Linked DNA regions of Mus musculus: region 1 is linked to region 2. A link is a contact called in ENCODE POLR2A ChIA-PET data. All regions are on one chromosome and are shown on one strand. Each heading gives the region's core, a stretch centred on a gene start or an enhancer-like site at or near the end of the contact. The rest is flanking DNA. Distances are from core to core; before and after follow the strand shown. Region 1 holds the start of Chpt1 (choline phosphotransferase 1). Region 2 holds the start of Sycp3 (synaptonemal complex protein 3).

The links. ChIA-PET counts read pairs that join two places held with the same protein, here RNA polymerase II (POLR2A).
Region 1: POLR2A ChIA-PET joins it to region 2 with 16 read pairs in embryonic stem cell. The contact joins the promoter of Chpt1 here to the promoter of Sycp3 in region 2. POLR2A ChIA-PET finds 5 or more read pairs at or near these places in 3 of 5 experiments (Patski and embryonic stem cell).

The regions. Positions count from the first base shown.
Region 1 is chr10:88,502,122-88,505,759 of GRCm38, forward strand. Chpt1 (choline phosphotransferase 1) reads right to left here and starts at 1,849. Exons shown (of 8, transcript NM_144807.3): 1 at 1,464-1,849. The coding sequence starts at 1,736.
Region 2 is chr10:88,457,850-88,461,081 of GRCm38, forward strand. It overlaps Sycp3 (synaptonemal complex protein 3), which reads left to right and starts at 1,738. Exons shown (of 9, transcript NM_011517.2): 1 at 1,738-1,863. The coding sequence starts at 1,817.

The DNA of each region.
Region 1 (3,638 bases), core at 599-3,098, 44 kb after region 2:
CCTTAGGCCTTGTTTATCCGTTCGTTCTCCTAAGTGCTCCGTCCACAAATGAATGGTGAATGACATCCATGCTGACAGCTTAATTGGCTAATGCCAGAAACACCCAGACTGTTAGCCAAATCTAAGCCCAAATCAAAGCTAAATTTTACTATGCTTGCGTCACAACACTGTTTACCAACTGTGTATTTTTAATAGGTTGAGAGAGTTTTACTTTGTTGAGTAAAGGGCAGGGCCCTACAATTATCTGCATGTATCCTTCAGTCCTCACAGCTGCCCTGTAAAATTGGCCTGGCAGGCATTATTTCTATTTTCAAAACAGATCGGTTAGGTCTGCCATGGTGGCGGATGATGGGGAGTCAAATCCTTCACTTGCAGGCCTGCCATGCTTCCATCCTGATACAGTGAGCTTCAGGGGGTTCGGGAACCAGTGAAACCCCAAACAGCTTAGTGTTTTAAATCACATGAAAACAAGTGACAGTGGAGGTACACGTGACAAACACAGTTGTTGGCAGGCAAGATGTTTTAAAGGGCAGGCTCCACTAAGCCCTTAAAAAGAAGTGTTTGCATGGATGCAGAACATGAGCTATTTCTATTGTATTCCTGGTATCCAACCTCGACTCTCGAGTTTGTGCACGATCTATATTTACACGTAATTACAGAGGGAGCGTAAAGAAAGTAATGCCATGGAATCTGCAATGTTATCCTATATAGTGTTTCAAGACACTCTCCCTTGTTTTTATGCTCTCTATACTCAGCCCAATGAACCACTTCTGACCACCACTGTCTAAAGCCCATGTTAATATTCTTACTTTAGACTTAGGTTGGATATAATTACAACTAATAAAATATGTTGGTATTTATAATCTCAAAGTCTAGATAATTGTAAAGACTGTCACCTACATCCTGTTTGTTTTTCATGAAAAAGCCAAGGAAGCAACGAGGAAGTTTCTTATCTTATCCAGAAATAACTTATCTTCGATCAGTGCTACCAGTAATTTCAGGATCGCTAGGCACCACCTTTGAGAAACAGAATTATAAAGTGCTAAAGGGCACTTGGCCTTACCTAACCCATCCACAAGTCCTGCTAGCATGGAGATGTAGGTATTTAATCTCCAGTGTGCGAAATATGGGCTGGTGGTCCCATGGCCCCAGGGATGAGATTGGCAGACAGGGCTGGGGCAGTAAGTGACCTTGACAGCGCCCCTGCCCCCCAGAGAAGCTCAGAATGGTCACAGGATTGGGGTAGTGGTGCGACAGTCTCTAGGAGCCCCGGGGAGGCTGAAAATGAATACTGCCAGGGGACAGCAATCTGGTCGCGTCCGCACCTCCCTCCTAGAGGGAGACCTAGAGGATGCTCCGCTACGCAGGGTCTCCCCGCTCCACTGACGCCTATAGTGGAGCCGTCTCCGAAGGAGGCCCAAGGGGGGCTCCAGGGAACAGTACCATCGGGCGGCCAGCCCTACCTCCTCCGTGACTGTAGGGCAGTAGAAGATGAGCACTAGTGTGGTGACCAGGTTGATGGCGAGGCCGATGAGGGTGATGGTGTTGGGGGCCATCCAGAGCGGGATCCATTGGAGCAGCCAGGTCCAGTAAAGCTGCAGCGGCGGCTCGAACAGCGACTCTCCCACCGCGGTGTAGCGGTGCTCCTCCAGCCGCCGCAGCTGCGCGGCACTGAGCGGCTCACCTAGCGCCTTTACCCAGCGCGGCGCCGGCCTGGCCCCGGCGCCCGCCGCCATGGCTGCCTGCGGGGCCCGCCGCGACCCGGCGCAGCCCGCGGCCCGCGCGGGGGGCGGAGAGAGCCGAGCGAGGGCACAGCGCCCGGGCCAGCTCCGCCGGTGGGACTCACTTAGCAGCGGGCCGCGGGGGCGGGGCCGGGCCTCGGGGGCGGGGCAAGGCCGGGCCACGGGGGGGTGGGGCCTCAGCGAGCTCGCGGGCGGTGGCGAGGCTGGGGGCGGGACCGGGGCGGGGCCTCAGTGAGCTTGGCTCTGGACGCCCCGGGAGGGGTCAAGCAGCCTGCGCTTTCAGACTCAGGTCGAGGGCAGCTCTGGCCCTGCCGCTGTGACTTTTCTATTGGGGCTCAAGGGTTCGCCCTCCTCTCCAGCCTTTGCTCAGGTTTCCGTGACGACGCTTGGCTAGCCTGGATCCTGGTTGAGCTGGTTTTTTTCTACTGAGTGGTAGGAACAACTCTGACTTGTGTGTCTATGCCCCGGCCTCTTATTAGTCAAGAAAATGTCGCCTACTGAAACCTGGAGTGGTCACCATGTATGTACTGATCAGAAAGTACTCAAGCACCATGGGAATATACAAAGGCCCCTCCGCATATTAACTTAGTTACCCCTCACTGCGGGATCAGACGGCAAGGTTTTAAAACAAACAAACAAAACCCCCAGATCTTAGAAATATTGTCGTCAAAGGGAAACTGAATGTTTGAAACTCAAATGCCTGTTTTTTCAGACCACTTGACACTCCTTCCTTGGAGCAGAGAAAATTCTTAGCCAGTTTCACAGTTTCTTCAGTGGAGAAGGCCGATTGCCACATAATGGAAGGTCACCAGCTCCTTACTTCACAATGCACCCATTTGGACTGGGGGCTGTCATAAGCATGTTCTATTGCCTAACCAGACATAGGCTGCCCACTTGATCTAGACGTAGTGGGTCTGATCTGTATGCACCTTTCTAACACATCAGACAAGCTGGAAACTACTTTCTGCTTTCTTGGATTAAGCAACAGAGGTCATGGGATACACTCTTCCTCACCTATTTTGAGGAACGGTTAGCAACTTTTGGCTCAAAAGACAGGCCTTCCATCTCATTCTCACAGCACACTACAGAAGTATGCGTCTTACATTTTTTAATTACTGGGAAAAAAAACAAAGAATAAAGTTTATGATGTTAGAATTGATATAATTTAAATCTCAGTTCTGTGACTATAGCTGTGTTTCTTCCCACAGAGGTGAGGAGTTGTATAGCACAAGATGACTTACAAAGTCTTGAATATTCATTACCTGGCCTCTTACCAAAAATAAAATAAAATAAAATAAAATAAAATAAAATAAAATAAAATAAAATAGCTGGGTGATGGTACTGCAGGCCTTTATCCCAGCACTTTCCAGTCAGAGGCGGGGGGGGGGGGGGGGGGCAGGGGATTGGTAACACTTACATTATAGATTCCTAGTACTTTATCTTGCTCCTGGACTTTGAACTAAGCACCTTGCTGGGCCCTGCTAAGCTTTATCTTCAGTCCTTTGTTTGCTTTGATTTTGAGACAGAATCCTGCTACGCAGCCTAGACTGTCCTTGAACTAATTGCCTCTGCCTCCTAAGTAGCTCTGATTACAAGCAATTACACTTGACCTCTTCCAATGCCATGCTGTTGTAAAGGGGCATACAGCATGCTCAGAAGGTATCGACGATTGCTTTAGGCTACTTCTAGGTCAAGTACAAGGCTTGAATGAGACAGAAGTTCGTTTTGCCCAAGCATCGTGTCTGGGTAGATCATTGAGAGCTGCTGCAAACCCTCAGTGTGTGAGAGACACTGGTTTCTTCCATTTCCTTGTCTGCTGCCTTCAGGGTATTGTTCTTGTCCTGACCCAAAACAGGTGACCACAATTCCCAAACAACTAGGAGGAGGGGGAGGCAG
Region 2 (3,232 bases), core at 488-2,987:
ATAAACAAAAACAAACAAAAAGACAAAACAACAACAAAACCCCACCAATTCCCTGAGCATGAAATCCTACGAATCTCTGAGCTTCAAGAGCGGGTCACAAAATCCCACCAATCCCAGAGTTTGCCTCAAGATTAGGCCAGATAATGCTCCAATCCCGGGGCACACTGAAAAGAATGCCCTCCTCCCTCCTTGCTCCGCCTCCCCACCCCGACCCCCCTACCCCAAGAAGTTTTATATAACCCTGACTTCTGCCCAGTTCCCTGCTTTTTCTCACCATAACAGAAGCAGCCGCCTTCCTGGATTTTTCCCTCCCAGTAAATCTCTTGTGTGAGGTCTGTTGTGTAGTGTGACTTTGTGGTTTTTCTTGAATCTCCACTGCCAGGATACCTTTCCCAGCAGAGCTGTAACACCTACTGGGGCAACCTCCCCTGCCTAAACAGAGTAAGGAAACTTCTGCCTGCATGAGCAGAGCTGTTTCATTTGCATTGGCAAAAGCCTTTTCCCTGAGAGCTGTATATGTACAGTTGTTCTAGCAAAATTTTTCTTGACATAAAGCTAACAGGGACATGATATATGTATGACACAGTCATTAAAGGGAGGGAACACGGTTTTAAAAAAATGTTTTATTTATCCTTCTCTCATATGTTACTCTTCCTCCCTCCTCTCCTCCCAATCCTCCCCCTCCCCCATTCACTCCTCCTCCGTTTCTGAGCACACACTTTTTTTTTTCTCCCCGTGACAGGGTTTCTCTGTGTAACCTTGGCTGTCCTGGAACTCACTTTGTAGACCAGGCTGGCTTTGAACTCCCGGGATTAAAAGTGTGTGCCAACCAAGGCCCGGCCCTGAGCACACACTTCTTAATAAATTATGAGACATCAGTTTCTATAGAAAAGGTAATATTTTTTCTTAAAATTTTAAATATTAAAATATTTTTAAATATTTTAATTAAAATATTTTTAAAAATATATTTAAAAACTTAATGACTCATGGAACTTGTAGAGGAATGATTTTTTAGCACTCAAGGTAATGATGATTTTTTATATGAAAATGAACACAGAAAAAACTCAGAAATCAAAAGCTAGCATAAAAAACCTTATAAACTCTGTTCTAGTGACTGCTGTACCATAAATCCTGTTTGCATGTTAGTCCTGGCTATCTATAATAACAGCGGTTCTTATAGCAATAATGAATAAAAAGTGAGTTGCAGAATATTATATTAAATGTTGAATTTTTTCGTTATTGCAATGCTCAGGCATAAAGAAAACTATGATGTATTGCTATATTAAAGACTATATGTGTTATCGAAACTCAGAAAATGTAAATCGGCTATGGTTTACTCCTATAATCCCAGCATTTAGGAAGCTATGGCAAGATTACCATGGGGCTTGAAGTCGGCCTGGGTTAGAGTTGAGACTCCGTATCAGAAAACAACAAAGAATCAAACAAAGACATCAGGAAACGGGAAGATGGATAATTTATAGTTTCCATATAGGTGTGAATGAGGATCCATGAGCAAAGATGGCCAGGTCAGGTGGGATGGGAGAGTCGGGTGTGCTGTGGATAAGACTTCCTAAAGCGAAGGAAGGAACAGCGGGAAAGTGCTGCTTCTCAGGGTAGAGGTGAGGTGTCCATCATGGAAGTGCCCCGCCCATCGTGTCCCTGCCGTTGGCTCCCACGTGAGAACGGGCATGGAGCACGTGCTAGGAGGCGGGGCTATACGTAAGCGTGTGTGTACCCATGGCGTTCAGCCAATCAGCAGAGAGCTTGGTCGGGGCCGGACTGTATTTACTCCTGCCCAAGGGCCAGGTTTCCTCAGATGCTTCGAGGGTGTGGGGACAGCGACAGCTCACCGGAGCCGCTGAGGTAAGGAGATGGGGGAGTGAAAGCCGGGTCGGCTTGGCCTTCGTGGGCCTGGGCCTCGGGAAGAGGAGGAGTCCCGGCCAGGGGGGAAGGCGCCACAACCAAGGCAGGCCAGTCGCCAACCATGGCCGGTGGGGGACAGGCGGGGACTGAGGGGAGCGGAGGTCAGGCCGAGGGAGTTGGGCATCCAGGCAGGAAGTTGGGGTCGGGCCTAGGGTTTAGGGAGTTGGGGTTCGGGCCTAGGCAGTCGAGGGTCCGGCACAGGACGTTGGGGGTCCGGCGCAGGAAGTTGGGGTTTGGGCTGAAGGAACTGGGGTCAGGCTGACGGAGTTGGTCGTGGCTGAGGGAGTTGGAGTCGTGGGCTCGGGCAATTAGGAGGCAGGGCCGAGGGAACTAGGAGTCAAGGGCTAAAGCAGTCGGGAAGCAGGGCTGGGGAGTTAGGGGTCAGGGCTGAGGGAAGTAGGGGTCCGGACCTAGGGAAGAAGGGTCAGGCTGAGGGAATTAAAGGTCACGGCCAACGGAGGTCAATGGGGAAGTAGGGGTCAGGGGTCAAGGGGACCTGGAGGCCGAAGCTTGGGAAGGAAGAGATGGCAGCCTAGGGGATTAGGAGGCGGGCCTAGGAAATCGGGGTTTGGGAGCTGCGGGAATTAAGGAATTAGGGGTCAGGAGCTAAGGAAGTCAGAAGGCGGCCCCTGGGGAGCTAGGGGTCATGGCTAAGGGCTCAGGGTCAGGGACGAGGGAATTAGCGGTTGGGACCTAAGGGATTAGGAAGCTGCGGTAGGGAATTAGGGGTCCAGGCCTAGGAGCCAGGGGCTAAGGAAAGTTAGAGGCAAGACTTTAGGAACTGGGGTCCGCGCCAAGGGAAATGGAGGCTGGCAGCTGGGAGTTAAGGGCCGGGCCTATCGAATTAGGGGCGGGACCTAGGGGACTGGGGGTGTGGCCTGGCAAACTAGGGGGTGTGGTCTACGGGGTGGGGGGTGGCCTAGGGAAATGGGGGTAGGATCTGGCAAATTAGGGTTGTGGCCTAGGGAAATGGGGGTGGGCCTGAGAGAATTTAGAGATGGGGTTTAGGGAATTAGGGCCTTTGTCCAAGGGGATTAGGAGGAGGTGGCATAGGTCAACTAGGAGGTAAGGAATCAGGGAATTTGGGGTTAGGATGAAGAAACTTAAAAATAGGAAGTATAGCAATTTAGGGGTCAGACTGAGAAAATTAAGTGTTTGGATATGGGACTCTCTCTGGTTTAGGATCTACAGCCTGGTCTACAAAGTGAGTTCCAGGATAGCCAGGGCTATACAGAGAAATCCTGTCTCGAAAAACCAAAAGAGAGAGAGACAGAGAGAGAGAGAGAGAATGAGAGTGAATATTAGGGAT